Regions from separate parts of the Mus musculus genome. Here regions 1, 2 and 3 are each linked to region 4. The links are chromatin loops, found by intact Hi-C in ENCODE. Cell type or tissue: heart. All regions are shown on one strand. Region 1 has its middle 130 kb from the start of Gm39235. Region 2 holds the start of Cdh11 (cadherin 11). Region 3 has its middle 200 kb from the start of Gm39233. Region 4 overlaps Gm32728 (a long non-coding RNA gene).

Region 1 (8,000 bases), 170 kb before region 4:
TAGCCTTGCGGAGGCTGGCATGGGTTGGCCCATTCAGAGCCCCGCCAAGGGTGTGGGGGGTCTGAGAAGCAGAGGGCACAGCCTCACCCTGTCTGTACTCTACATGAACCCTGAGCAGGTCATTTCATCGCTCTGCCCCCGAGCTTCCTCATCTCCAAGAGGGATAGATTTGAACCAAATGAACTCTCCAAGTTCTCCCTGCTCAAAAATAACTAGGCACAACTTCGGAAACCCTTTACATCGCTCTGCTCTGCAGTATGCAAATCAGCCGAAGTTAAGTAATTGGGCAGAGCTGATGGGAACAATTTAGTAAACTTTGATAACGTTGCACAAAGTAATTGTTCAATTATTTCCAGCAGTTCAGTTTGGGAAGTACAGCAGGAGGTTGGGGTGGAGGTAAAGGGGGTGGGTGCATAGAAATTACCTTCACATATTAATCTTCTCACCCAGCAGAAACCAAAGGTGAATGAAGGGTGTGCTTGGGAGCCTTTTGTTTTAATTCTGATTAACTGTGCTTTCATCTGAACATTTTTACACCATGCTCTTTGGTCTTCCTCCTATGGATGTTGACTGAGTTCTCTTATCGGGATTTTAATTAACAGCAGGTAGAGACGGGGAAGCCAGGATGGCATGCTATTACTTCTGTTTGATTTAAAGTCAACGCTGGGGACTTTTCTTCGATGAGCTGTAGAAATTGTCTTATCTCGTGCATTCCAAGGATGGCTGTTTCATGTAAATGTCATTTCTGCTGTCCAAAATGTTACAACATGAGCCAGCACAATACAGCTACTGTCTTGTTCTAAGAGACATGAGGGAGCCAGCAAGCTTTTGATCAAAGGCACAATTCGAACATCAAAGTACTACCTCTTCTGTTAAACTCGAATCAAGAGTGGGTAAAGGAATAGAGGCCTTGGCATTAGCAATAGTCCGGCCTTCTGTCCTGGAAAATGGCTGCATTTTCAAGGTGTAGTCCATTACAGGGAACAAGTAGAAAAGGGCAGTGTGCAGCTGGGCATAGTGGCACACGCCTTTAATCCCAGCACTCAGGAGGCAGAGGCAGGCAGATTTCTGAGTTCGAGGCCAGCCTGGTCTCCAAAGTGAGTTCCAGGATAGCCAGGGCTACACAGAGAAACCCTGTCTCGAAAAAAAACAAAAAACAAAAAAAAAAAAACAAAAAAGGGGGGTGGGGGGGGCAGTGTGGTTGACTGGTGATGCAGGCTCATGTGTTGCATCCTGTAGTCAGTGTGTTTAGATTTGGTCTGCAGATATCACCTACACACACACACACACACACACACACACACACACACACACACACAGAAGCACGCACACACGTACACACACATGCACACATACATGAACATGCAATTATTACAGTTGTTGTATTTTATAAAAAGAGTCAGGATATGTTTGATAGAATGTGGTGTGTTGAGGTGGGAGGGGTACCTCTGCAGGCCCATGGTGAGGCATCCCTTCCCCATGAGCTAGCAGCCATATTACAGGTGTAGGGTACAGAATAGTTTATTTAGGGCCTGGGAAGGAGAGTTGAGAATGGAGTAGAGACAGAGAAGGAGAGGGGTGGTGGAGAAGAAGGAGGAGAAGAAGAAAGAGGAGGAGAAGAAGAGAGAACTGGAGGCCTGCCAGGAGCGTGTGGAGTGAGGGGGGGGAGGAGAGAGAGAGAAAGGGGTCAAGGAGAGAAGAAAGTCAGAGAGGGGGGGGGGGGGCAGAGAGATAGTAAGAGAGAGGAGAGGCCAAACAGCCCCTTTTATAGCAAGCCAGGTCTAATCTGTCTGTTGCCAGGTAACTGCTGGGCAGAGCCTAGAAGGAATGCTAACAACACTTCTGCACCACAGTATGTTCACACAGTAGTAGAATATTTCATAGTAATTATAAAAACGAACTCTTGGTCTGGGATGGTAGCTCAGTAATGAAGCACTTGTGTGGTGTGCACAAGGTCCTGAGTTTAAGTCTCAGCCCTGCAAAAGTAAACAACGGTGAGTCGGTGAGACATTCTGCTGAAGCAAAGAAGCCAGATGCTGAAATAGTCCTGTAATATCATTTCATGTCTATAAAGTCCTAGATCCTAAGACAAGAGCAACCTGGGCAGTTGATGATATCGACAAGGATGGAGCACTGATGAACATGTCTTTAACCTGATAGGAGTAGCACTCCCAGAAGTGTGCATATATAAAAAAGTCAGAGTAGTCCCTATAAAGTAGTCCCTCACTCAAAAAGATGGCATCCAAAACATCCTAATTCCCAAATACGTAAAATTGTTGCAAAAACGAAAAGAAGACAGATCATGGAATATACTGTCATGGTGGGCACAAAGAAGAAGTCACCAGAGGTTGGTGGCCATCAGCATTGATTATGTGTCATCATTACCACCCCCATTTTAGTGGAGTTACATCTGATCCAGAGTCTGAGGTCCAAAGTCCATCACATAAAGACAAAACAAGAAACAAAAAATTCTGTGAGAATTGCCCCTTCCGATTATTCACAAACATCTGCTTGCTCCATTTAATACATACAGTGCTATTCAGTATATGATACGTGGTTGTGTTAGTCATGGGCAATACATAATAAAGAGGACTAGAAGAACTATACTTTGGGGACTAGAGAAGTGTCTCAGCTGTTAACATGGCTTAGCCCTACTGCAGAGGACCTGGCTTCAGTTCCCAGAAACCACAAGTCAGCTCACAGCTAAACATGTAATTCCCATTCCAGTGGACCCAAGGTCCTTTCATGACCTCTTGGAGCTCTTGTACACACATGGTATGCATACATACATTCAGCAATAAATACATAAACTAAAGTAAATAAATAAGTTCTAAAGAAGTATACCTCTTAAGGCTAAGGCAATGGTTCAGCCAGTAAAGGTATTTGCTGCCAACTCTGACTATAGGAGTTCAATTCCAGTGACCCAGTGATGGGCAAAGAGAACCAACTCCTGTGAGTTGTCTGCTGGCCTACACACTCATGCACACATACACAGACACAGGAACACATGCACACTCACAAACACACAATAAATAAACAAAATAAATAAATAAATGTGATTAAAACAGGTTGAGAATAAAAGAACACCTTACAGATGCTGGAATCTCATCCAGGGGCTCAGCTTATAAGAGACTCACGGGTACCAAGACCCAGCATCGCCACCATCTCTCTCATGCCTGGAAGTGGAAGTGTGCTCACTAAGAACACTTAAGGTAACTCATATCAATCAATCAATCAATCAATATCTCTCTCTCTCCCTCCCTCCCTCCCTCTCTCCCCACCCCAACCATCTCTTTCTTTGTTACTGACTTTCATGCCTTTCAACTGTGCACAAGGTGCACTCTCACTGTCTTGCATTACCAGGACCCCATGACTAGCACTAAAATATTGTAAGTCTATTCTGGTCTAGTGCTTTGGCCAGTCCCAAACATTCCATCTAAGCTATAGACTATTTTATTTGAAAGAATAGACATCGGCAAACATTTGGTAAACCTAATCCATTTCATTTCATACTTTGGGCTGCCTTGTTCGGTGAACAGTTTTGGAGGACTTAGAGAATCTTATTTTACAACAGATGCTCAGGCAAGAGGGACTATAGTGACAATTGTACCTTAGAGTCTAGCACTCACAATGGACAGCCGCCAGCCCCCATGTCCCTCTGGGCTCCTCTACATGACAGAGCCCATAGCCAAATCATGGGGAAGGTGTGTTATTACCAAAGAAGACTGACCAGCGGGGGCTTCCCCTGTCAAGAGGAGCCAAGCAGGGGCAGAGACCGCTGTGGAGCTGCTTCCACCCGGTCACACTGGTGGACTCTCCCACTCCGCTCACACTACATTCTACATCCTATTAAGCCAGTTGCAGGGCCACTGGGAAAGCCTGGGCAGGTGTTAAATTATCTTTCGTCACTGAGCAGGTGTCTGAAATGTGCTGCAAAAGAGCATGTCACACGTCCCCCCAAAGCAGGAGACTCTGCCAGGGATTTACTGTGAGCACAGGGATCGGGAGACTATATCACTTTTGACTTAGAAATGACTGGGATCAAGGACCCGGCTTTCTAAGCATGACAGGATGATAAAAATATTCTCTGACAACACGTCCATGTAAGATACAAGAGGCTGAGGCGAGCTTTGAGGCCAGAAGAATGAATGTCAGCCACGCCTGCATCTAAAAACTGCTTCTCACACAATAGCGTGCCCGGGCTAGCTTTAAAGGTTAAGGAATGCAGTTTTTTTTAAAGCAATAATGATTTCAAATGTTATCTGGAATCAATCACATCTATTCTCTGGGTGTTTAAGTGCTGGGTGGAAGAAGAAACACAGACAAAAAGAATGTAAAGTTTGAGATCATTGAATTATTTCCCTCAAACCTACACTAGGTGTCCGTCATGGACCAGTTCCTGTGTTTACCCCGGAGAAGCAGAATGAGGTTGGTAGAGCTCCTGGTTCCAGGGAGCCACATTCTAATGGAGCTGGACAATTAAACAAAACTGTAAAGCTGGGTAGCAAGGGCAATCACTGAGCAAGGAGAGCCGGAGGAAGCAAAGACAATTGAGCCATAACCTATGCCTGGTAACATTGATGTAGAAGAAAATGCGGGCAGGACCTGGCAGCTAGCCTACCTGGCACACTGCTGCTAAACAAGAAGCTTTGTGTACCATGCCCCAGAAGTCAAAACACTGAATTCTGAAGTGCTGTGAGTAGCCTGTAGCTGCCCTGCAGACCAGTCTGCGCTCTTCAAGTTTTCTGTAATGTGCTTCTTCCGCATAGAGACCCTGATTGTCTGATTGTTCATAATCCAATCTGAGGTAACGCGCTAATCAATCACAGTCGATAGGCTTCCACTATATAAGTGGTGGCTCATAAGCAATAAAGCAGATGCTGGTCCCTGAAACCCTCTCTGGAGTGGTCTTATCTCCCTGCCCTTCAATGATGCACAGGGCATCGCTGTCTTGTCAGGACACACCTCCGGTAAAGAGGGCACCTTGAGCTGCTTCATAGGGTAAGAAGGACTCATCCAGGAAGGCAATGTGTAAGGAAAGATACTCTGGGTACAGGTGGCTGCAGAGTAGATGGTGGACAACCCAACCCCATAAAACACAGTAGGGGAAAAGGCCAAGTGCATAGCCAGTCAGCATCATGGAAACACCTAGTATCAGAGCCTCAACTGTGCCCACTGGCTAAGAAGGAATAAGGAAATGTTACCTGGGAGGGTAACGGGGTTTACACAGTAGGTTGGTCCAATGAGAGCAACATCTGGGTGGCATTCAGAGAGTAAACATTGGCATTAATCCCTTGTGGAATGCTGATGCCCTTCAGTCACATCTACAGCTAGTTCCAAGACACCTCAAGAGGTGTTCAACCATTTCCCTGCTTATACTGCTACAACAAAATAACAAGGGCTGCTTGCCTTACAAATAACACATTTTTCATAATTACAAAGACTGAGAAGCCCAAGATAAAGTTCCAGGAAATTCAGTATTGGGAGAGTCATCATCTGTAATCTCATGTGATGTAATCCTATATGCAGAAAGAAAGACAACAGTTCCTTCAAGCTTCTTTTCTAAGGGCATGAAACCTGTGTGCGAAGGGTCTACCTTTGGCATATCTTTCAAAAGCTCCTCCATCTTCATATCTGACCCTTGAGGGTCAGAATTTCATCCTGTGAATGGGAGAAACATAAACACTCGGACAGTTAGGTCTTGAATTCTAGAAAGGCTTTTGACCATTAGGGTTGCCCCCTCCCCTTTTTTCCACCCTCTGTCCCTATCTCATTCTCCCTCTGAAGTTACTTACAAGTCACAGTAGAAAAGAAATAAACTGCCTCTAAGTTTTAAGTTCCATGAGTCTAATGACAGCAAATGTCACCACACTAAGCACTTCAATATCCAGGCGCAGAGGAGACTCCAGTTCTTTTCATGGTACAGAGTGCCTGAGATAGATCAGGTGTGCATCTGAAAGGCGATAAATGACATACTCGGTGCTTCAAAGACTGTTCCACTAATTCCTGCACACCTACTCTGTGATGGGTTTTAAAAAGAAGGAAATAATCTCTGCATTGTATAAACTGACTCAGTATATGAATTCAGCTCATGGAGACTTTTAGTATGTACTTCACTGTATACGTCCAAATCCTATGCCATTTTGACAAAGCATCATAGTCTTCAATGAGGAGGACTTGTTCTACTGTTTCCCAGTGTATGCTTTGTACATTCATTTATTTAGTAAATACATACTGAAGCTCTCCTTCATTTAAGTTTTTAGTGAATACTTCATTTAAGATACATCAGCCTGAAGATGAAAGGATGGACTATCCAGAGACTACCCCACCTGGGGATCCATCCCATAATCAGCCACCAAACCCAGACACTATTGCATATGCCAGAAAGATTTTGCTGAAGGGACCCTGTTATAGCTGTCTTATATGAAGCTATGCCACTGCCTGACAAATGCAGAAGTGGATGCTCACAGTCATCTATAAGATGGAACACAGGGTCTCCAATGGAGAAGCTAGAGAAAGCACCCAAGGAGCTGAAGGGGTCTGCAACAATATGAATTAACCAGTACCCCCAGAGCTCATATCTCTAGCTGCATATGTAGCAGAAGATGACCTAGTCAGCCATCACTGGGAAGAGAGTCCCCTTGGTATTGCAAACTTTATATGCCCCAGTACAGGGGAATGCCAGGGCCAAGAGTGGGTGGGTAGGGGAGCAGGGCTGGAGAAGGGTATAGGAAACTTTCAGGATAGCATTTGAAATGTATATAAAGAAAATATCTAATAAAAATAAATAAATAAATAAATAAATAAATAAATAAGAAAAAAATATACAGCAGCCTGAAATTTCACACTCTCTCTCTCTCTCTCTCTCTCTCTCTCTCTCTCTCTCTCTCTAAAATTTCCAATGTTTTTAAAGTACTGTGATAATCAGTGTTCCACAGAGAAGCAGAACTAACATCATACACAGCAACACATACACATACAAATGTCTGAATATGAGAAGACATTCATTATGTTATATATTTGAAGATGTTCTTATGTGCTATATTGTCATACATATACTAGGAAGAAATTTGCCATAAGGAATTGTCTGAAATGATTATGGAAACCAAGAAGACTAAGATCTGCAGCTGGCAATCTGGAAAGCCAACTGGTTCAATTCAAATCCAAGTCCAAAAATATGAGAAAATGATATCCCAGCTGTAAGACATGCAGGAATGAATTCTTACATGTCTTTCTCTCTGGCTTTTTGTTCCATTCGGGTTTTCAATGAATTGTATAAAGTCCACTCACTAGGGTGGGCCAACTGCTTTCTGTCTACTGGTTGAAATGTTAATACAAAGTAATACCCTTGGAAACACACCCAGAATAATATTCAACCAAGTATATGGGTACCTTGTAGCAGATCAACTTAACCCATAAAATTCGCCATCATAAATCAGACTTGAATTAGATCAAGATGGTCATGAAGCCATTAAGTATGGACCCTACCTATGTCTTCAGATTGAGTCAATGATAGAATTGAAAAGCCTACTCAGTGTCATTTCTGGGCCCTCATATAGAACCCACAAGTGACCTCATGGTGTCTGCATACACTGCTCCAATCTATCCCTCAAAATCATCTTTCTCTTCTGATGGCTTCAGATGCCCTTTCGTCTCTAGACCTTACCACCAGGCCCTCCCTAATCTGTCTCTTGATCTGATTCTAGGGTAGGTGTCATCCTGTGTGTTAAAGACCTGATAGCTATTTCCACCAAGAACAAAGAGAGCTCAGACCATGTGGGCAGCCTAACTTACAATCTCATTTTAAGAGAGTAAGTTTCGGGCCTATGAGAGAAAGAGGAAAGACCACACATCCATAAGGAGTCACTCCTAAGATACTTCATTATCTAGAATTTTGCCATAGGAATGCTGAGATAAACTTTGCTTTCCCCATCTGCCCATTTAAACACAATCTAGGCTATCAGAAGCAGCCTGTCTGAACACACTGCAGTGAGAAATCC
Region 2 (8,000 bases), 1.2 Mb before region 4:
CTCGGAAGACGGTCATGCACACAATCTACCGGAGCAGAGCCCGAGCTGCGGAGACAGGAATCTGGCCTCTTCGCAGAGGTGCAGACAAGACTAGTAACAAAACTGCTTTTCACGGTGCCCTCAAAAAGCAGAGGGGCTCCATGTCGAAAGTTGGAGAAGGTCACCATTGCCCTCTAGTGGCCAAAAGCGCAATCTTCCGCAAAGGAGTCCATTCCCATAGATGCACAAGTCTCTCAATGTCAGTGCAAATGTAAAGCAGAAAGATGTTTAGTTATCCTCCTTCACTCTGTTCTTTAGTCCTTCCAACATAGAGTGGAAACTCTAGATGACCATCACAGTCATTCTGATGGACTGGTGAATGCAGACGAGGAAATTAAAATGTTTCCAACTTTCTCCTGTTTTTCCTTTCTTCCTCCAACAAACCTGTGGATTTTGTTCCTTTTTTTCCATTAAAAATTAACTTATAATTTTAGTTAGGCTAGATATCTTTATATATTTCTGGAGCACTAACTCTGAAGTGGAAACATTGACGTCTTCAAACTATAAATAAAGAATGTGAGCTCTTGATACATTAGCCAACGTCTGATGAAGTAATGACCAATTTCATAAAGGAGAAATTCACTGCATGTATATTTTGATGCAGTAAAATCACTCACTAGTGAGCATATAAATTAAATGAATATTTCTAAGGGAATACTTAGAAATTCATAGCAATTCTCAGGGAATTGATTGTAAGAGAAAAAGTTCACTGCCTCCCCTCAACTCCATGAAGTGTATTTTGTAATTATTAGTCAGTAAATGGGCACACAATAATCAAAGTTTTAAAAAGTCAGTGTTGAAAATAGGCTCGAATAAACATAGCAGACTTTTGAGCTTTCAACATAAAAGCATTGGGGTTGAAGACTAAAATCAGATGTGTAGCCCTTGTTTAGGTGGTTCGGAAACATAGATTTACATATTGTAGATCAAAGTCTATGTAGATTGTCTGATTCCTAGGTTATTGGCACTTATAGGAAAGGTTTCCAGACACTCAGAGCTTGTGGGAGTGTAGGTTTTGTGACTGTAAATCAAACCATGAAGTCAATGTCGTGGTGATTCCCTTCCATATGAGGGTCTCCAAACCTGAATCCTGACAAAGCAGCCATGTAATTCTATTCAAAGTGAAAGAAAAACCATGAATTATGAAGACATGTGCATTAAAGGGGCATGAAATTGATCCACATTCCCCCAAATGATGACATAGCTCTCCAACTCTGCACCCTTCTCCCACAAATAAACATTCTGAAGCCACCACAGAAAATGTGGAAATATGAGTTCTGTGCCAGAGAGAGGAGAGAGAGAGAGAGAGAGAGAGAGAGAGAGAGAGAGAGAGAGAGAGAGAGAGAGAGAGCTGTAGCTTTTACTTTTATTTAAATTAACAAAAGATTGCATCTTAATTGAAAATAGAATTTAAGTTTCTAGTAATTTGCTGTGGTGCACTGATAAGCGTTCCGAACATAATGTAAATTCTGGAGTGTTATCAAGATGGCCCAGTGTTTCCACAAAAACTATTTTTAAAGGCTTTCTTTCTTTCTTTCCTTTTCTTTCTTTTTTCTTTTTGCTTTTGTTTTTTTCCTAGTATGCAATAAATCCACGTTAAACAAATTTCCAAGACTAGATCATCTCATTTCCATTATCCTAATTGTTTACACACACACACACACACACACACACACTCCAGAGATGAAGATTCTCTCTCATTCTCTCTCTCTCTCTCTCTCTCTCTCTCTCTCTCTCTCTCCATATGACATCCCAATCAGGACATATAGAACTAATAATTATAAGAGTGTCAGTAACCATTGCTTGCTACTAAAGATACAAGTATAGACTCCAAGGACTTCAATATGTTTGTTGGGGTGCAATGCCTTGTCTCAGAAGGCAAGATGCAAACCCCAGTTCCACCCAGCAAAGTTTCCTGGCCTTTAGATGCCTCTGTCTGGTCTCTTCTGAGTGCTGATCACATTCCTTTGTACTAGGCAGGATAGATGTTTTGCACAGAGGGTTCGAATACGAGGGCCTAACTGGCCAACCCTAAAACTTAAGAGTCAGAGATTGTTTAAGGAACTTAATGTGCCTGTGGCTTCAGGGTCCCTCTAGTACTGGCCACAGCTATGTCCCTTTGTTTTGTAACTTTTATTCCTTTGTTCTGATAGAAGACCAAGCTGCCTGCAGCTGGGGTTGAGCATCCCTTTCTAGGTTCTGGGGCTCTGTCTCCTTGCTTATGAGAGAAAACAATTCCAACATTATTGAAATGAAGGCCAGTCCCTTCTCTTTTTTCTCTGCTACCCTTAAAGGCGCTCGCACTCAGTTCAGCCTCGTTAATATGCTGATGAGAGGGATCCTCGGTCCTGAGAACACATCTGTAGACCGGTCCCCAGAAATTCCAGACACCCCGCAAACCCCTGGACGTCTGCTACGAGCCCTAGAGATAAGGAAATTGATCTATCCTCTCGCCAGATTAATTATCACTGCTTTCTGTGATTAAACCCAAAACTTACTGCTTCCTAGTCCACAGATAAGACCGATCAGGAGAAAATAGGAAAGGATTCGGGAGCCATCGTTAAAGATTTCTTGAAGAAAAAAAAAAAATGAAGGGGAGACTTTTAGACAAATCTCTACCCTCCTGCAGTGCCAGGCTTTCATTAACAAACCCACTCCCAGCCCTCAGGGACGACCCTCCGTCATGCAGAAACGGCACCGTTAAATAATTAGAAGATGCAATTTCTTCATAGCAGTGCGATAGCCCGTGAAATTCCTGCTGCATTATTAACAAAAAGCAACAGGGCTTCTTCGAACATCTAGCGAACCTTTCACCCGCTGAAGGCAGGAGTGCGGAGCCCGGGTGAAATCCGGGCCTTGGCAAGAGAGAGAATAGGAAGCCTCCTGGGTCCCACTTTCTCCGGGGACCAGGAGCGAAAAGACCCTGCCAAGGCTAGGCTGGGTTGCGAGGGGAATTGGATGCTCCCGCAGCCTCCAGCTTCCCGCTGCTCCTTGCTCTCAGCACATCCCGGCTGGGAGGCCAAGCACAGGGAGGGAGGCCGATTGTGAGGAAACAGTGGAGGCTTGGAGCGCTCCGAGAGGAGGCGCAGGCTTTCCGGGAAGGTTTGATTCTCAAAGTTAACATTGACCCTAGAAAGCTTCCTCCAGTCCAAGCCCGAGTCTAGTCTGAGTCTGAGCCGCTCACAGAGCATTCCCTGCATCACTGGGAGGTTAGGATAGGTGACTGAAGTCCCCGAAAAGGCGGGGGCTGGAGGGGCTAGCTCACACCGCAACCCCCAGCCTCTGAGCCGCAGTCCACAGCCCCCGACCCACACTATCAAAGTGCGGCCAATCCAATCGCCGCTCCCTCCCGGCCGCCGGCTATCTTCTGGGCTTCGACCGCACTCTCTACACAGGCACCGGGTCTAGGGGAGCTCTTTAGGAAGGCGCGGGAGGATCCCCTCTAGGAACCCCGCAGAGAGCGATCTTGTCTGGGGAACAGGCGCAGCGCGGGCGGGCACCGCACAGGGGTCGACTTTCCCTAGAGACATCACGGGAGCAGTCTGCGTGTCCAGAGCTCCGCTCTGCAGTTCCTTGCCCCAACCCAAAGCAATCCCCCTGTGCTGAAGCCTTGGTGCAACAGCCCCTCACCCCGGGGGGGGGGCAACAATCAAAGAACCGGGGAGCGCACATCTGGCGCCTCAAACCCCTGCTCTGCCTGCGTCCACAGCAGGCTGCCTCCCTTTTCTCTGATTTTTAACCTCACCCCCCCCCCAAAAAAAAGCCCTTCTGCTTTGCTTTACTGATCTCCATCAGCCAGCAACCTCCCCCTTCCGCAACAGTCTCTTTCAGAAGCAATTCTTTCCCCTTTCTGCCTACTCCGAGAAGCCCCATCTAGATAGGGTCTAGAGCCGAGCAGAGCGCCTCACCTGGGGCCGTTGCGGGTGGACACGACCTCCTGGCCGGCTGTCCCTGGCACGGGGCGAGCGCAGCGGTGTCAGCCCGGGCCCCGGTCCGAGTCCCATTCACAAGTCGGCGGCGGCTGCGAGCGGCCCCCGCGGCATCTGCTCCTCGGCCCGCGACGCTCCCCTCAGCTGGCGGCGGCCGCGGAATGAGCCGCGGAGCGCGCTAGTGGCAGGAATGAGAAACCGGGGGGAGGTGGCGGGCAGGCGGGCGGGTGAGGGGGGAGGAGGAGGGAGGCCGACGCTGGGAGGGAAAGGGGGGCGGAGAGGAACCGAGGCTGCTAGACGCCGAGAATTGGGCCTGGAGGAGGCGATGGATGCCTACCCTGTCGGCGCTCCTCCCCCCCTGGGGCCCCGAGAGATGCCAAACCCAGGAATAGGTGGCCTGGCCGCCCCTCCTGCCCTGGGTCGCAGCGCTCCGTCTCCTGTGGGGGCTCAGACACAGTCTGGAGCGACTGAAGTTGGGCTCCGGGGATACACAGCCAATCAGGAAGGACGACGGAGGGAAGCTGGAGAGGGCTTGAGAGCCCCCATTTTCCTCTTTTCCTGAAATCCGCTCCAGCTGGACAAGCTAGGGCCTCAACCGGCCCGCCGGAGGATGGATTGGATGGAAGGCATTGCCCAAGTAGGGGAGGCAATCCGGAATTAGGGAGCGCATTCTAGGCTTTATCAGTTAGCACTCTGAAAATATCTCCACGTTGACCACTCCTGCCCAGTGCCCTCTCCCACGAACCTTCAGCATCCCGGTATCTATCCTTTGAGAAATCCGCTTGCGGGGAAATCGGTGAAGACACTAGACAGGGGCATTCGGACTTGAGAAGAATAGAGTTTTTCCTCAATGTTGTTCTACCCTACATGCAAAGCCTTCTTTAGGGTCAGCCCCACCAGGACAGAGTCTCTAGCTTCTGTTCCAGCCAATTACAAGCAACACCCCCATCCGGCAGTTTCACTTGTTGCCTCCCAGAATGGACACCACAGAGCCCCTCAAGGCCCCAAAGAGAATGCCATTCGACCAGAGGATGGGCCTACGTGAAGAATACCCGCACCCTGACTCAGCCCCCTGTTTATATCTTTCTCACGAGAACCCAGCAAAGGATACCCCAACCTGATTCCTGTCCACTTTACAGTGTCTGGGCAGAAGAACTGGATCTTCAAAAAAAAAAAAAAAAAGCGCCAGGGACTGGGCGGGGCGGGGCGCTCTTCCTACCTAGAGCAGCGTGGGGACCCGCACCGTGACTGGGAACTAAGGATCCATGCTTCAGTGGGGACCTTGGATTAGGACAAGTTTCCAGTCTGGAAGATGTTAGAAAGAGCAGAAGTAGAGTTTCCAATGGGCGAAGGATAAAAAGGGATTTTTTGAGGAAAGTCGCGGTGGCTTGGGAGTGGCGACCTCAGGAAAAGAACAATAAAATGACAAGGGACAAAAGCTGGACTATGCAGCAGAAGCAGGAAGACCTAAAGGGGGAGTTTAACAGGAATCAGAAGTTAAAAAAAGAAAAGAGGCCACCAATGGAAGAGAGCGCCAGGACCCAAAGCGCATGGGAAGGGCACTTGAGAACCCAGGGAGAACAAATGGTGGCTGAATCCCACCACCAAAGCACTTAGCCACCAGTCCTGGGGACCCGGAACTCTCACAGATCAACGGTCCCCGTCGGGCTCCTGGAAATGAGATCAGGAACCAAGGCGCAGACAAGACCGCTGGAATATCTGCCCTGTGCTTGCGTTTTCCGCAGCATCTCCAGGTCCCTGTGACACTGGGTGCCGCCCCTACCCCCCACCCACAGTAACCATACTGTTGGAAAGGAAGCGCCTGTCACTCCGTGTGGACGTGGCCTTTAAACTGCCCACTCTTTTGGGGAAAGGGGGCGCTAAGCTTTCAGCTACCCACTTCACTCATCTCCCAGCTTCCCTCTTCCCTCATTCCGGATCGTGCCCAAAGTTCCAGGCCTCCCACCGCCACCGCCACAACACACGCCGCCGCTGGTAGCAGCTGCTGGGCGCCGGAGGGGTGTGGGGGGAAGACTAGCAAGCAGGGGGGGGGGGGAGGTGGTGGTGGGGGGAATCCGGTACTTGTCTGGAGACTGCTAGCTGAGCTTTCTACCTGCTCATCTTGGTGCAGGGACCTAAGCCCCTTCTACCACCATTGGGTTAGGTTTTCTCTTTCTTCTTGATTTCTTTGGCTCTGTCCTTTCATCTGAAGTCGGATCTAAGCCCTAAAACTTTGGGCACGTTCCAAACCACCACCGGAAGTCCCCACTGTAAAAGAACAGAGGGGCTGCTACCTAATCATTCCCACATAACAAGTGAAGTTACAGGGAGGGAGGAACGAACGGAAAGTGTCCCACTAACCCTGGCATTTATGACAGCTCCTGGATTTTCCAATCTTTACCGCGCTGCATGAAGGGAACGAGCAAAACCTACAGCTAACATCCATGTAACCTCTTGCTGGAGCCTGCAGTGAGGAGAGCACCGTGGAGGATAGGCTCATGGACTCCAGTTCGAGGTGTAGCCCAGTCTGAGCCTGTTTACTTGTGATGGGACTTGAGCTGGGCATCGCGTTTGCTTTCTGTCCAGAGTTCACTAAGTGACATTACTTGTTCTTTAGACTATCCATCCACTTCATGAACAATAACATCATCGAATATTTACAATGAAGCTGAACTTCTCTTGGTAGGTTTCAAGTGGCGCTGCACACTTGAATCAACAGTCTTTGCACAATTCTACACCAAGGTTCTTCTCAAAATCAGAAAAAGAAAAACAAAAAACCTGCCACACCAAAATAGTCACGTGAAATGTTCATACCTGCTTTAGTTCCATTGGAGTGTATATGGGAAACAATAGCCAAGGAGAGATGAGGCGGGCACGTAAGAGGTGATGTATCCATTCAATGGAATATTATTCAGCAAGAGAAAGGAGAGGGATCAAGACACTTGTCACATCACGGAGGAACCTCAGAAATATGCTAAAAGCCACATGCAATACGACACATTATTCCACTCATATGTAATGTCTAGAAAAGGCAAGTTTACAGATGTGGACGGCATAGCAGTGGTTGCCCCGGGGTTGAGGTTACAAACAGGAACTGGCTATTTTGAAGTGGATTGAAAGCAGTTTCTGCTCAGAAACGCTGTAAATCAAACAGCAATGATGGTTGTACAGATTTGCTAAAACATCTCAGATGATCATTAACAGGAACAGGCATTTCTTTCAGGACGATGAGCGGGCCATTCCGTGACCCACGACTAAACCCCACAGGGGGAACTTCTTGCAAGGCATTTGAAGAGAGAAAATAAGTGGAAAAACTTATTTTCTTCAAGTCTGGTTCTTACGAGCTGCATTAGAGAACCTTATACATGTTAGAGTACTTAACCCTCATCCCTACCCCGTAGTGCTCTAAGCCTCATCCCTACCTACCCCGTAGTGCTCATAAGAGATTAATTCCTAGGGACTCAGACATTCTTGCGCTTGACTCTGCGAGCACACCTACACAGCGTACAGCGTGCATTTCAGAAAGGATTTTTCTTCTTTTTATGATGATGTTAGGATCTATCTTCCAAATCCATATTAAGCACTTGGGTGGAGCAATGTGTGATTTCAGCTCAGATTGTAAAAGGAAAAAGAATAAAGAGAAAAAAAGAGAGAGAGAAGTAACTCCTCAAGTTCCCCCAGGCAGCTACCAAGTTCTGCTGCTTATTTTCTTTGGTGTTTTTGCTTTGCTTTACAGGGGGGTTGAAAACTATGGTTCAAGGTTGTCTATGCCTCCCAATGCAAACCCGAGGAAGCCCAAATGAGCTTCCTCTAGTCTCTGTCTTTATCTGTTTAGCAGAGCTGATAATTTCATGTCTTTCCCTCATCAAAGGGACCCGGTCCCTTTGATGTGCCTTTCCTCTAACTCTGAAGATACCCAGGGCCTAGGTGGCGATTCTTCATTTCTAGCCAGAAGCCCCAGGGTCCCCAGATCTTCTAGAAATTTTTCTTCTAGTAGGCCTTTTGGTAAAAGACCTTGCAAGTAAGGCAAAA
Region 3 (8,000 bases), 1.5 Mb before region 4:
AATCAATAAGGAAGGTTGTTTTTGATTATTGTTGTTGTTGTTTATTTCATTTTGAAGGTATGGAAACCTGAAAGAGGGAAAATAAATAAATTGCCAATATCACATATCACCTTATCTCTGAAAGAGTTGAGACTCAAATTGAATGGGTGAAAGAATGAATGAATAAATGATAAACAAACAAACAAACTGACTCTGGAGAAAAGGCTCAGTGTTTGAGTGAAGTGGAAATTTCTGTTTTCTTTAACAACTCGGTTGTATCCTGTGATGATTTTCTGGAAGCTGTCTTGGGAGAGAGCATATGATGTTTTGCTGAAAACAGATAGTTGAGAGGGCACCTGATTTTTAGAAAGAACATAAATTGCACTCTACAAACAGCGACAGGATGCTCTTGCATTGTTTCCTCCCTCCAAGCAATATTTTGCTGGTCTTTGATGATCTTTGCTGGTTTTCACTGATCTTCACTTCATATGAGGGAGACACACACACCAAAGAACGTTTCACCAAAGAACTTTGTGTGGTACTCTTGCTGATTCGGGCAGATTCCACTGACTTGTGCCAATTTGGTGGAGCCAGGCAGTTCCTGCTGGATTTTGCTTCCACTATTCATTCCTGTTTGGTGTTGCTATTGAACTGGACTGCTGATGTCCTGAAAACGAGGAGGGGAATTGTTCCAAGGAATTCCTGCTTAACGGGTCCACAACTCCCTTTTCCTATAAACTTCCTTTTCCCCCTACCTCTGGTGTATGAGTTAGAAAGGAGGTTGAAGAGTTTAAGAACCCTAAATAAAGTAGGTTTTGAAAAAAAAATCTAAGTCTACATTTAAGAGCATTTGTTTCTGTTTCAAAGACTTCGTTCACTTCTAAGGACCCAAATGGTGACTCCCAACAATCCTTAACTCCAGTTCCAGGGTATCTGCTGCCTTCTTCTTCTGCAGGAAATAGATAAGCACATGGTCTGTATCATATACATATGCATGCAATACACTCATGAACATAAAATAAAATAAATAGGAAACTAAAATAAAATGTGTTTCATCTTTCATTTAAATGCAGTTGAAAATAATTAACATTCTGTTCTGTGTCTATAAAGAATTCTGTCTTAGATACATGTTTTATGCCTTAAACTCATGTATAAAATTATTGAGAAATAAAAACCTCCAGTTTTAATATGAACAATTGAATAAACAAATAGATCTAAATAAAAACAGTTAAAGATTTTAAAGAAAGATAAGCACTAACTTTTATTAAACTCTTGATATAATCTGGTTATACATTTTATGGTTTAATGCTTACATCTCATTTCTCTTTTGGAAAGAAACATTTTTTTGGTTAGGAAAGTTATAACCTCATGGTTTTTTGGCCCAGTGCTTAAACTTCTTCTTTAAAAAAGAATGACCTCATAATTTTACTCCCATGTAAGATAAATTAAGTGAGATAAATTAAAACTCAGTAATACAAAATTACCTTTGCACATGTGCACACAATAGATCTTTCCATGGTAGCCTTAAGCCAGAACTTACTTAATACTTTCCTTTATGGAGGTATGAATATTTGTCAAAACTCACAGCACATTAGTTTAGAATGGGCCTATGTACTATAGAACAAACTTCAATGAAGTTGATTAAGAAGTTGTGAGTAAAAGGAGAAGTTGTGAGTAAAGTTGAGATGTTGTAAGCATCAAAAAAGGGATGAATAATTTGAGTTATAAACTTGAAAAGATGGAAGAACCCTGCAATGAAAGATAGTTGACCTTGAAAATACATAACTTGAGGTATGCTTGCTTCAAGTAGTAGACACAAGGTTATAAGTGAGGGCAGAAGTGGAAACAAATATAACTGAGCAGGAACTGGGGATTGTACTTTCACATAAGAACTCATTTCCAAAGCCCCTCGGTCCTCTAATGAAATGAGCATCTCTGTGTAATGGTATCCACAAAGTTCAGTTCACTTGAAAAAGCATGGGTGAAATCTTTAATTGAGAGAACAGCTGTCCAGGTGCCAGCATTTGAAATAGTTCATTAAACTCAAATGCACAGAAAATTTGCCTTAACTATAAGAAGACTTCTGGGCCTCCTTATAAATGGAATGCATGTACTCTGAATTTTTCCCTTGCTATATATTTCCATTTCACTAAATGTTATGAAATTCATGATAAGGCTATAAATTATGCTCCCAGTCATAGAAAAAAGTGTGTGTGTGTGTGTGTGTGTGTGTGTGTGTGTGTGTGTGTGTGTAAAGAGAGAGGGGATATAAGCAGAGAGATGAAGGCAGAGACAGAAACAGAGATAAAGAGAGTATCAAAATTAATCCATGAAATAGATACATATGCATGTATCTCTAAACCAAGATATGGGCCTAGAGAACATCAAATAAAAATATCTTTTGGGAGTGGCGGGCCTATAAAATCATAGCAATATGGTCAGTCTACTCATGTATTATATCCACCAAGATATAAACAGCCACTTAAAACCAACCTAGTGAATACCCAATGAACATTGCTCCATCAACTCTTTTCATATTCATCATTGCAACAACCATTGCCTAAACAGTAGCCTGCAGCTGATCCTAAGATACTTCCTGTTCCTCACTCTTTTGCACAGTTACCTTTTTGGAATTTCTTGATCACATTCAGTTGTTCTCCCTGCCCTTATATTTTATCAGGCAGCCATAGTCTGTGACCTGGTTTAGTGCAATAACGATCTCAATCAGCTCTCTGTAATTAGCTGCCCTTCTTTTGTGAAAGGATAAATTTTAGCAAAATGCGTAAGATCTCCTGAAATCCAATCCTTTCTTCCTTGCCTCCAACTCTGACCTCTTCTCTCAGCTTTCTCTTTATACTGTGCTTCAGAAACTGTCAATCATTTGAAAGTCTTGCTGTGGGTTCTTGTTTGATTTATTGTCTTGCTACATCTACTTTGATCTCCTTTGATGCCTTGCTTTTAATCCAAAATCTCTCACCACAAAAGTGCTAAGCAAAAGAAACTAAATACACATGCTGTGTGTGTGTGTGTGTGTGTGTGTGTGTGTGTGTGTGTGTGTGTGTGTAAGTATCCTCAGTACAGTAATAAATTTCTTTTTATGAGGAGAGAAACAACATAGCTTTGACTGCCAGGATACAAGGATCCACTCTCTTAGAATATATGCTGCTTTCCTGACAGAGCCTAGCAACAATTAGTAATGTATGAGATAGTCACAGTTTTGACTGCTAATTTAACATTTGATGATGACTTCATTTGGAGATTGATACCTCTACACATTTAAGTGTTCTACTTTCCAAAGGTGAGGCAAACATAATCTTATGGGGGAGGGGGTGCTCATTGGGAATGGTAATAAACAGACTTACTACTACTTGTTAAAGAACCAAAGACTTCAAGCCACTAGTTCCTAAACATAGATTGGGCAAACAGGGGAAGAGCAAACTCAGCTCCCTTGCAGGTTGGGGTCAGAAGCACTCTAATGACTTACATAGTCTGGGTCACATATTAGCTTTCCCCGTAATTTTACCAGGGTTTATTTCTATCATTTAGTCACTTGATGATTATGTTGTACAATTACCAAGTGATCAATGGAATATATCAAAGTAACATTTTCTTGGACATTCAGTTTTACATACACCATCAAACAATAACCCTACAACAGTGGAGATATTTATCTTTAGGACAAAAAGAAAAGTGTTTAGATTTGAAATTATTGAATCTTACACTTGGCATTCATCACTACTAAAAATCTCTTATTTCACACTCCAAAACCATAGCATGTCATACTGGATCTTCTGAGAGTGAATCTTGTTATACACCAGAGGACAGTGAAAATGGCCACTGGGTGGGGCCAAATATCAGGAATTCATTCTTTAAAATAAGAGAAATTATAGGCAAGTTTCCACATATAAATTTAAATGACTTCACACTCAAAATGAGAACCAATGTTGGTGTGTGTGTGTGTGTGTGTGTGTGTGTGTGTGTGTGTGTGTGTGTGTGTTTGTGTGTGTGTATCATGGTATTTTTCTTTTGTATTTCCATCTATCCTAAAGTATTTAAGCAGTTCCATTACTCCAGGTCGCTTGAACACATAATACTTGTAGAGTTTTTTTAAATTATTGCAGCATATATTTGTCATCTTCTTAAATGCCCTACATTCTGGGAATCTAGACATTCATTCTGAAAATGTGTTGCATGAATATTAATTTGTTCTGGGAATCAAACAAGAGATTATGAGGTTTATCTAAGAGATGGCATGCACTAGGTCATTAAGAATCATCAACTGGCCATATCACTATGTCACTTTCATTCTTATTGGAATATAAGTTAAATTTTGTTACTGTCTCTGCTTCCATCACTCCTGGGATGCAGGGAGACTCACTGTTAGTTTATATTGGGGCTATACTCAAGCCCATCCCTAATAGCCTCGTCAAAGGTATGTACCTAAGACACAAATTACTTTAATATAATTTCCTTTTGTTCTCCTTTAAATGTAACTCTCCCAACTTTTCCTTGGTATCCATGAAGATCTTGGAATATCCTCTAGCACGGAAAAATCAAATAAAATACAAGTAACTATATATATATATATATATATATATATATATATATCTTGCTTCATAGCATTTCAAATCCCTGTTTCTACCATCTGCTATAAAATACAGGCATTTCAAACTCTCCCTATGTGGGAATCTTTTTATTCAAGAATGTAGAAGCCATGGTAACAAGTTTATAACATCTGCTAAGGTTGTTAGCTGCCTCTGAATCCTGAATGCTGCCCTTCCCAGATTTATAACTCTTTTATCCACACAACCTCAGTTAGAGTTGTGCTAATAATTATTAATGTCACTGATTGATTAAAGGTGTGTTGATGGACATATCAATTGAATGGATCTGGGATTTTTGCTGTTGTGGTTTGTTTGTTTGTTTGTTTGTTTGATCTGGAGGAATATGAAATCCACAGAGGTACAGTATGGGTTTTTAGGTAACGTCATGGAAGTGTTTCTTCCATAGGCTTAGAAGAATGTTTCTCAACTTGTGAGTTGTGATCCATTTGAGGGTTGAAAGACCCTTCACAGGGGTCACCTAAGACCACTGGAAAATACAGATATTTACATTACAATTCCCAGCAGTAGCAAAATTACATTTATGAAATAGCAACAAAAATAATTTTATGGTTGGAAGTCACCAGAACAAGAAGGACTGTTTCAAGGTGTTACAGTATTGGAGAGGTTAGAATCACTGTCTTGGAAGCTTTAGAGAAGCGTGAGCTGATGAACTCTGAAACACGGCTTTCACTCAGAGACCCCAGTCCCATATGTCAGGATTCCAGCCTACTCAACTATGTCATAGGAGGCCTGATTTGGTTGAGCACTGAGCCCTCTTTGATGTGCAGCTACTCTGATTCTTCAGCTCAGCTTTTGCTGTTCACATTTTCCTGATTTCCCTTTGTGTGGCATGAGGTAGGCTTCATGATCTAACACAGAGATGGAGGAGGGATGGATGGAGGGAGAGAGGGAGGTAGAGAGGGAGGGAGGGAGGGAGGGAGGGAGGGAGAGAGAGAGGAAGAGAGAGAGAGAGAGAGAGAGAGAGAGAGAGAGAGAGAGAGAGAGAGAGAGAGAGAGAGAGAGACTACTCTCAGACTCATTTGCAACATGGTATGAACTGATTACTCAAGATGTTATGGTTTGAGTCTGAAATGTGCACAATCTCATATGATTGATCACTTGGTCCCCAGCTGGATCTGTATTGGGAGCATGTAGAGACCTAGTTTTGAATATGAGACCTAGTTCACAGATGTCTTGTAGGACAGGTCTTGAACGTTAAAACATTACCCCACTTCTATCTCCTCTTTTCTTTGTGCCCACTACTTACTGATTAGGACATCAGTTCAGCCTAAGTGCCTACAATTATTGGTCTGGTGCTGTAGCTAACATGCCTTCTTCAGCATGAAACCATGATCCAAAGTATAGCTCTTCTTCCTGAAGTCTTAATTCTTCCAGATGCTCTTGCAAAGAACTGAGAAAAATAATACAGGTGCATAATACCTCTCAATAATAACCAACAAGGTGAATTATCTTTATATTGATCATATTTCTCACATCTATAACTACTTATATGATTATTGAGTGTATTAATATATACCTCACTGGTTAATTTAATTATATTGGGGGATATTCTGCCAAATAATCAGGAGAAAGATTTCCAAACTGCACTCCTGCCTTGTTGGAGGAGCTGTCAGGATCCCATCTATTCCATCAGATATAGAGTGGCCCTGTACCAACATCTTATGTTAATTTCTCCTTTGTCATCTTGATTGTCAGATGTCAGGTTATCATGAATCTATCTAAAATGAAGAGGCTTATTAAGTAAAGCCAAAGGAATAAAGCATTTATTGTTAAAGCAAGCAATCAGATTACACACAAATCAAATAGCATTTGTTATGGGCCCAAGGGATCCCTGGAACAAATACATAAGCTCATCTAACAGACCTATGTTGGGCAAAACCTCTTGCTTAACACTTCCACAAGTGTCTTTCCCAATCATACTGGTGGTTAACTCAAGAGCACATGAAGACTGTCATTACCATATTAATCACCCTCTATGGGATGTAAAGGCAGAGAAGAATTATGCAAGAGTTAATATAGAACTGCTCCTAATTGCACCAACCCTCTTTCTTCAGTATATCATAAAACAGGCAACTGTGCAGATGTTAGAAACATTTTACTGGGACCTATAATATTCCTTGTGTTTTTTCCCTCTCTCTGTTATAAAGAAAAAGATTCTTCTTCAAGTCTTCAACATCCGTCTTCTGCGCTGCTTCTTCTTATAAGATACATAACAATTGTCCCTATCTCATCCACTTTCTCAAATCAACCATAAAAATAGTACTAAACTTCCTTATTTCTTTAATCTTATCATAAGAGAGGAGGGACTCATTCCATAGAGACCAGTTGATTCTTTTCTCCCCCAAGCATACTTTCAAATACATCTAATCATGTTGGTTCTGAAAGTCTCTAGAGACAGCCAAACTGAAGAAAGATTTTGAAACAAAACCAAAATGAAAATGTCTTTAATTTCAAATAATTCATTAAATCAGATATCATCTAAAATAGCAGTAAAGCGCCCATGATAAACTAGAATCACAAAATAATACTGGTTGATTCTGCTAATTTTGTTATAGGATTATGGACATCACTTACCTTCTCGAGAACATTATTTTCTCATAATTAAAAGACACTGATAGACCCACTTCCATAAATGTTCTATCATTGAAAGCCCACTACTCTGCCTCCACTGAGATGATAAATTACTTCCTTGAGAAGTTTTGAATAATTTGTGAATTCTCTAAACAATAGGAGCTTAATGGGTTTTCTTATGCACAGTGTCCAACTACATAGTTCACTACAAGATGGCTATATTCTGCACAAAATTTATATTACTTTTGACTCTTCTATTACAAAGAAATAGCAAACCTTTATTTAAGAACTTAGCCTTTTCAGGATTCTTACTGTTGGGATTCAAAGCAAAGTAATTTTGCTACCAAAATGTCTCTTTTATTATCTGTATTCTGATCCATCTGGTATAAAGATGGGGGAGTGTTTAGGATTGACCTTTTGCTTGGCGTATTAAATCATTGGTCATTTTTTCCAATATATTTGCACAAAAAGGACTAATGGAAAGGTTGAGATACATCTTGATATTATCACTTGGATAGTCAAAGAAGTAATTATAAAACCACTGTTGGAAGAAACACAATGTGAGTCACTGGGAAAAGCGATTTATTTGCTTTTTTTTTTTTCCTATAAAAGCAGATTTGGCATGGGCCCATGATTAATTTAACATTTACTCAACATTGCAATGAAGGGAGACCTCTTTTATTATAGAGAAGTTATTATAATCAAGTTGATAAATGATTGCATTTTTAAACATGTGATTATATCATAGTTCATATGCTGAATATATGAATTGGTAATTAGGACAACTCTAATGCTTAAGGAATCACATGTATACTCTAGTAAATT
Region 4 (8,000 bases):
TGGACACAGACTGGCTGTGTCTGCAGTATCTTGGATTTCTGCTCCTGTATCTAAGGGCCGTGTATACATACTCTGGATACATCCGGAGTCTGACAAGTCAGGGAGATCAGAACATAAGGAAAGGGAGTTAGGAGGCAGAGGGAGGAAGACAAAAGGGGAGAGACATGGATGGGAAGAAACTGAAAGAAGGAAGGAGGAAGGGAGGGAGGGAGGCCCAGGAGTAGGTCTCTAGGAACCTCAGGGAATCACCAGGCACATTTGAAATTCATAGTCTGTCCTCAATATCTCTCCTTCTCTCCCTCTACCCCCCCTCTTTCTGTGTGTGCACACATATGTATGTATGTATGTATGTATGTATGTTATGTATGTATGTATGTATGTTGTGTATGCATGTGTGTGCATGTGTGTAGTGTGTGTGTATATATGTCAAGTATGTGTGTGTTGTGTAGTGTGTGCATGTGTGTATGTATATGTTGTGTATGCATGTGTGCACATGTGTGTGCATGTGTATATGTGTGTGTCAAGCATGTGTGTGTTGTGTATGTATGTGTATATGTGTATGTGTGTGTTGTATATGTATATGTGTTTTGCATGAATATGATTGTGCAGACATGTGTGCACATGGAGGCCAAAGGAGGGTGTCAGGTGTCTTCCTCTGTCCTTCTACTTCATTGCCTTAACAAAGGGTCTCTCACCAAGCACCTGCCATTTCTGCTGGGCTTGCTGGGCAGGGAGCCCTGGGAACCAATCAGCCTGTCTCTGCCTTCCAAAGCTCGGGTTGCAGACATGCACAGCCATAGCTGGCTTTTGGTTTTTATGTTGGTACCAGGACCTCAAATGTGGGTCCTGGTGTCTATCTATGCTCTTACCCACTGAGCCATCTCACCAGCTCCTAAACCGAACTATTCTCGGCTATCCGACCCTCTTGCTGTAAAATAGGGATAATACGGTAGCTAGCCCACTGAGAAGCACAGAACACATCAGACACACAGGAGGGCTTGCGAAAGCTGGGAGATAAATGGCACAGGGTTGCCAGGAGCTCACAAGAGGCCACTTAAGTCCCACACCGGGCTCACAGTAAAGGCTTAAAGGACAGCTACTGCTGATGTTTCTCATTACTGACATGTGCTAGGCCCTTCCCCAGGTGCCACGTTTGTCCTTTATCTCATCTCGTCCCCTCCACCTCCACCACCACCACCACCACCCCACCACCCACCCACCCCCCGCAAGTGGCTAAAATCAAACGCTATAGATGGTTCAGGAGGACCAGAGAGTCAGGAAAGTTTTCTTCTTTTCAAGGGCACACAGCTGATGAGAGAGGCAAGAGTCAAGAGCTCTTCCATGACCCACTGCCGGGCAGGGCATTCAGAGTGAAAATGTGATGACCTTAGTAACCCAAATTCATTGAGCACTTACTGCATGCCAGACCTCATAGCCAGTGGTTCTCAACCTGTAGGTCACGACGACACAGGGTCGCCTACCAGCTATCCTGTGTGTCAGTTACTTACATTATGATTCCTAACAGTAGCAAAATTACAAATTTAAGCCCGGCGTGGAGGCACACACCTTTAATCCCAGCACTTGGGAGGCAGAGGCAGGAGGATTTCTGAGTTCGAGGCCAGCCTGGTCTACAAAATGAGTCCAGGACAGCCAGGGCTACACAGAGAAACCCTGTCTCAAAAAAAAAAAAAAAAATACAAATACAAATTTAGGAAGTAGCAATGAAATGACTTTATGGTTGGGGGTCAGCACAACATGAGAACCCCCATGTTGTATTAAAGGGTCAGCATTAGGAAAGTTGAGAATCATTGTTCTATGTGGAGTGGCTGTTTGTTGCTTATGACCTTGAATTCTCACGAATTCATGAGATTATTATTGTTGTTGTTGTTGTTGTTGTCGTCTCTTTTTAATGGGCAACTAGTATGTAGTATGCTGAGCCCTTTCTGCCCACCAGGCACTATACGGACTGTTTTCTGTGTGTGTGTGACCTTGACTCCTCATGAGCTCATGAAATGAGTGTCATTGCTGTGATTGTTGTCTTTCGCCTTTTAATGAGCAACTGGTGTACAGACCAATTAAGCAACCTGCCCGTGGTCAGTTGGCATGTGAAGGATCTGCTGTCCCCGGGGACACAGCGTCAACCACGCAGGGAGACAGAGAGCAGCCTCAGATGGCGATACTGAGCTGTCTGGAAGATATATTTTTAAAACGTATTTTTAGGACGAAGCAAGGTGTAGAAGAGTCTGTATAATGCGCTGTATTTTTAAAGGGAGACATATGGCCGTACGTGTTTGTAGCCTCACAGTATGTAGAAAGCTGTGCAGGAAGCCCGTGTACTAATTGTTGCCTGGGGGAAGTCTCTGGGAGGCCAGGGTTGGGGTGGGGGAGAGCCACGCTTTTACACTCTTTACATTTTTTATATCTGCCTTTAAAAAATATGGATGTGTGGGTCCCCTGTTCGGCATTTCTAAATTATTCTCATTGCTCTGTCAGCTTCTTGCAAACACTGTCATAACAGGTTCCTCGGGAGGGCCAGGAGGAAGCAGGTGACAAAGGAAGACCTACATCCCAAAGATGGGTAGCAGAGGGCACAGCCTGTGCTCTGTGGTCCAGTCTCCTTCCAGTCAGCCAAGGCTTTTAGGTCTTTCTTGTTATCCTGCCCTCGGGTAGGAGACTCCTTGGGAAGCACTAACCTTCTGTAGCTCACTACTGCCTCCCCCAGGCAGAGATGGACAATGGCTACCAGTCATCACTTGTCATTTCAGGTTTTTCTATGGGCCTTTGCCCTGTGCTCTTTAAAAGAACTCCACCTTTTAAAGAGCACAGGGCCCACCCCAGTTCCACATTCACCTGCCCACCCCAGGTCTCTGCAAGCTACCACTCAGCACTTGCGGCCAGGAGTGACTCCTCTCTCCTGCCCCTTCTCTTAGCTTCCCAACCATCTTCCCTCGGATCCAAGGACTCAAGCCCGCTGCACCTGCTGGGATTGGATGGCACTTCCTCGTCCACGTCGGAGGTTCCTCTTGGAGCAGCAATCTCTAGGGTCAGCCTCGCCCTGGGTGAAACGTTAAAATGCAAGCTCAAGACCCACCTCTCAGAGGCAGCTTGCCTCAGTGGTCCAGAGCCACCTAAAAGCGCACATATTTAAGCGTCCTCTATCCCCATTCTGGAGCAAGTGTCAGGTGGTCTCCAGAACAACCCAGTCTGGTTGGAACTTGGAAATCCCTAAATTCTGTTCCCTCCTAGGATGGGGCCGAGGCGGGGCTGGAAACAAAGCTGTTAGACGGAGGCTTCTAAGTTTTCACCCTGTGTAGGCAGCAGCAACTGTAGAATGGATCTGAGGGTGGGAAAATCATGCTTTAGAACAAAGGTCTCCTCTGGAGAAAAGACACCAGACTCGAACTAAGTCCTCAGTTGGCCAGCAGTAAAAGATAGGAAGGGGGAGGAGGTATAAGAGAAAGGTGGGAGAAGCAAAAGAGAAGTTGCTTTCTCTGTCAAGACAACTGAAGGGACCTAATTGAGTTAGGCACCAAGTTCCAGGACCCAGTGAGCCCAGGAAGAGAAACCAGGAGACCTGGAGCTTCTGAGTGGCCACAGGGCAGCAGGCAGTGCCACAGAGTCACTTTCCAGACTCGCAAACTGAGGCCAGAAGGTACCGAATCTCATTAGAGTTCCCAACTGTGACAGCATGCATTGGCGGACGGGTTGGAATGTGGACACAACACAGAGGCCAGTCGGAGCTGCTACTAGTCAGCGCTCCAAGAGGGGCGGCGGCAAGGCTAGGCTGGCAAGGCTAGGCTCACCAGGCTGGGGAGGCTGGAGAACGGCCGCGTGACCACAGCGCCCCCTGGCGGCGGCCGGAATCGTCGCGTAGAGACATGCGTAAGAGAACGGAGATCAAGGCAGCCTCAGATATTCACTCCAACTCTAGAGTCTGAAAAGGGTGATATCAAACCTTTTACTGTCGCTCGGGTCACACTCAGTACCATCCTTATGTGGTTGAGGTAACTGAAGGTAAAGAATTATCAAGTCCTACATAGGTAAAACTTAAACATCACAGTCCTGATCCAAAGAGAATAAACGAGAAAAACTAAACTCACTTTAAGAAGAGGCAGCACCAGTAGACCCTAGACCTCAGCTTGTGTGCAAGGGCAAAATCTTGAGACTCCAGCTCTTTGGAGCCTAGCATCGGGGATCAGGTCATGAAGCCAGAGATCTAGTGGGGCTTACCACAGTAAATTGACCAGGGTCAAGGGATGCCTTTTCAAGGCTAGTGGTATGGAGACCCAGGCAAAGCCTGTGACAGCCCCAAGACTTAAAAAGGACGAATATCTGGAGACTCTTAAGAGGAAGAAGGAAAAACAACAACTGTTTCTCACTGCTGCCACTACCCTGAGGAACAAAGCCAAATACTTGCTTCTTAAATCTAATTACTTGTGAATTTCTGTCCTTGACTATATGGGGACTCACCTACCTTTACATACTCAAAATTGAATAGGCATATATCCACACTCAAATGAGTTCTCCCCTTTGTGATGTGTGGCTAGATCTTGGTGCAAGGCATGCTGGGGATTTTGTTTCTGTGGAGCAGTGAAGACCGAAATACTATAAAAACTGGCAAAAAGTCATAGGCAGGGAGGGGGGGGGACACCTCTGAAAGTCTTCCTAGAATAGGCTGTTCCTCCTCCTAGCCCCAGGGTCTGGTCACTGAAGCTCTCCCTGCTTGAGCTGCTCTGTGCCCAGTCCTTCCAACCAATAATCAGACTCTTCGGTTTTCTCAAGGAAGCTTCCCTGAGTGCTGTGCAAAACTCTAAAGCAGGGGATCAAGGGATGGTTCAGTGGTGAAGAGCATTTGTTCTTATAGATGACCAGGTTCAGTTCCCAGCACCCACAGGGTGGCTAACCACCATCTGTATCTCTACTACTAGGGGATCTGACACTAGGCCTACATGTGGCACACATGCATGCATGAAGGTAAACCACCGGCACATTATATATGTATATGTACATATATACATGTATATATCTAGAAGAAGAAGAAGAAGAAGGAGGAGGAGAAGGAGAAGGATGAGGAGAAGGAGAAGGAGGAGGAGGAGGAGAAGGAGAAAGAGAAGGAGAAGGAGAAGAGGAAGAGGAAGAGGAAGAAGAAATGAGGAGAAGGAAGAGGAGGAGGAGGAAGAGGAGGAGGAGGAAGAAGAGAAGGAGGAAGAAGAGGAGGAGGGGGAAGAGGAGGAGGGGAAGAGGAGGAGGAGGAGGAAAAAAAGAAAAAAAGAAAGACCCAAGGCTGCCAGATCTAGGTAGCTTACGTGGGGTTCCCAACAGGCACAGGAGACACAAGACTGAGGGTGAAATCTCAGGAACAGGATTGATGGCCTAAGAGGTAATGACAGAAGGAAGAAAAATATCTTCAAAGTGTGTGTGTGGAAAGCACACAGAAAAGCACAAGTGCTTTGCAAAGCCACTCTAGGCAACAGAAGGAAGGCCTCAGGAACGGGGTCCCTTGAAGGACAAGAGGGGGAGCATTTCTCCACACACTCACAGGCTCCACCGGCAGCTCTGGGGGAGGGGTGGTGCCTGATGTGAACTCTTTTTCTATTTTCCATATTATGGATGTTTTAACATTTGGAGAGACGGCCCCTCTGAGAGCCAGCCCATTTGGATAGTTAAGTCGCTGCATCTTTGATATAAACCAACCAAACCACATCCCCTACTCCTTTCTCAGACCAAGCAATACCCCAGAGTCAGATACTCCAATTTTTCAAACTATTCAATATTTCGCTAATTTATTGCATCCACTTGCCCTCCCACTTCTTCAGGAACTCCCCACACTCCTGCCCTCTTCTCCCTTGCCTCTTTAGCCTCCAGATCAATCCTAATATTTCCAGAATCCCATCCACCCTGAGCCTAGGGATACATGACAGCGGATGTCTTCCTTTTAACAGTCAGTTCCATATTTGGATGTCTCTCACCATATCTTGTTAAAAAAAAAAATAAGTCCTGCATGATTATTAACAACTGGCTTGTGTGAACAAGCCTATGTGGACTAAGAGAGACCCACAATGAAGACAGGCCAAGAACAGAAAGACAGCAGGTTCCTGACATAGATGATATATAGGCAAGGTGAGCGGTGAGTCTGAGCTGTCAGAACTGGTCACCGGGTGACTGACATCAGAGGTGGTGAAGGAAGGCCTGGCATGAGAAAGGCACAGAGGTACCTCTACATCCCGTGTGCTTGTCCATCTTCCTCTCTCACCATTGATCCTTCAGTGCCTGCCATAACAACGGTTTCCTGGAGAGACGTGAATTGCCTCCATAGTTTGTGAATTAGTGAAAGGATGGGTGGATGAATGAATAGCGTAAGGTTGATCCCATGTTGGGCGCCATATAAGGAGCATGGCAGACAGAGAAGCAAACCACAAAGAGGTAAGAATGAAAACTGGGTTCAGACTGACCTTGTTGACCTAGCTCAAGACTTCCAGGAATCTGCTCCCAGGTGTTTTATTCCCATTGAATAATTGGCAACAGTATAATTGGGGGACAAACTTTTCTGGTATAATTACAATCCCCAATACACAAGGAAATGTAATTACATCAAAACTTGACTCAGGGAACATGTCATTTCTTCCAAGAAAATGGGTTCTAGAGATAGGCTGTCTACCTATACTGGGCTAAGAACCTATAGAAGGGTTTGGCCTGGTCTCCATCATACAGACATAATAGAAGTCATTTGGGCTATTAACCCAATAGCAAGGTCCTAGTTGTGGGAGCTTGGGGGAGCCTCTGGCTATAAAGGTAATGTAAGTAAGAGTCAGTCATTTAGCCTTTTTGGTACCTCTGGTCCCACTTGTGGGAACTTGGGGATGCCCTGGCTTTAAGGGTCATTTAGATTACTAGCCACCTCCAGTCCTGGTTGTAGGGGCTTGATATGGACCAACACAGATCACCAGGCTATTAAGCACTTCCAATTTCCACCTTTCTAGATGAAAGAATATGATTTTCATCTTTCCCATTAGAAAGACCGTCATGTGTGCTTAACATTCCTGGTTTCTCTGGAGATCTGTGGGCCCAAGGACCTTTGTGCTGTGCTCCAACCCCCTTCATTCAACCAAGGCTCCTTTCAAGCACTGGTACATGAACAGGTATGAACCAGTGTGGGGAGTCTAAAGATTGGAGACTCATACTGTACAGGACCCAGAAGCCTAAACTCAAACAGCAAAGAAGATCCATGAACCTCCCCGATGTTTCTGGAATGTTCTAGATTTGTCTTCTAGAACGGCCACTCAAGCAAATAGCCTAAGAGTCTGCACTGCCTTTGGGGATATCTTTATGGATCATAATCAGAAATGCATATGTTGCCACTAACTTCCAGCAGGTGGCAGTAAAGAGACCTAGAGTAACAAAACCAATACACTGACAATTTTCCCTAAGGTGGAAGCAACTGGCAGGAGGGAAGGGGGATTCTTGTCTGGTGTGTTTAAATTGCTGTCTGGCCTGGTGTCTGATTTTATCCTTCCTCTATTTATTTGTCCCAGGCTCAAAGGCATGTCCTGCTCCAGACTTCCAGAACATGTGCAGAAGAAAAAGAGAAGTTAACCACACAAGCAAGGGAGCTGGGGCAAATCAGAGGGCAGGGGACAGCAAAGCTACTGCCCTGCAACAACTAGTTACATATGGAGCCTGCTTACACACTAAGCCCTTCCTAGACCCTGCCAGCACAGAGAGGGTGACTAGAGAGAGGGCACATGATTAAGATTGGGTCTCTGTATCCATTGTCATGGGAACAGCGAGACAACTTTGCAGGAAAGCAGACCTGAGTTTGCCTACACCTCCAACTGCTTACAGCACAGGAAGTAATAGGACATTCCTGGGCCTCATTTTCCTTATCTGCATAAGAGGGATAACAACACCTACTAGAGATGTTTACAAAAACCAGAAGGTTAGTATAAAAAAAAAAAAAGCAATGGAAGCAAACTCACACAGGGCTCAGCCAGGAAGGAGGC

Evidence for each region. Peaks named below come from ENCODE experiments on the same cell type or tissue, not always from the same donor. Only the 100,000 strongest peaks of a DNase experiment are listed, where the experiment ranks them.
Region 1: a loop joins it to region 4, with 10 times the contacts of the local background. A loop is called at or near these places in 9 of 42 quality-filtered maps.
Region 2: it touches region 4 in a loop (8-fold over the local background); 14 of 42 quality-filtered maps call a loop at or near these places.
Region 3: it touches region 4 in a loop (3-fold over the local background); 3 of 42 quality-filtered maps call a loop at or near these places.

Annotation. Positions count from the first base shown.
Region 1 is chr8:103,851,436-103,859,435 of GRCm38, forward strand. No RefSeq gene overlaps it. Among named protein-coding and RNA genes, the nearest start is that of Gm39235, 130 kb to the left of the region's middle. In heart, a CTCF peak has its summit at 4,379; no DNase peak of the experiment used is centred here; H3K27ac peaks cover 1,175 bases.
Region 2 is chr8:102,780,949-102,788,948 of GRCm38, forward strand. Cdh11 (cadherin 11) reads right to left here and starts at 4,163. Exons shown (of 13, transcript NM_009866.5): 1 at 3,948-4,163. In heart, CTCF peaks have their summits at 174 (motif pointing left), 373, 4,147 and 4,348; DNase peaks (open chromatin) are centred at 3,103 and 4,153; H3K4me3 peaks cover 5,950 bases; H3K27ac peaks cover 4,982 bases; H3K27me3 peaks cover 1,343 bases.
Region 3 is chr8:102,512,138-102,520,137 of GRCm38, forward strand. No RefSeq gene overlaps it. Among named protein-coding and RNA genes, the nearest start is that of Gm39233, 200 kb to the left of the region's middle. In heart, a CTCF peak has its summit at 3,794 (motif pointing right); no DNase peak of the experiment used is centred here.
Region 4 is chr8:104,025,011-104,033,010 of GRCm38, forward strand. All of the region lies in intron 1 of Gm32728 (a long non-coding RNA gene), which reads right to left. Among named protein-coding and RNA genes, the nearest start is that of Gm32728, 7.8 kb to the right of the region's middle. In heart, CTCF peaks have their summits at 2,725, 3,845 (motif pointing left) and 7,366 (motif pointing right); a DNase peak (open chromatin) is centred at 3,771; H3K4me3 peaks cover 371 bases; H3K27ac peaks cover 575 bases; H3K27me3 peaks cover 233 bases.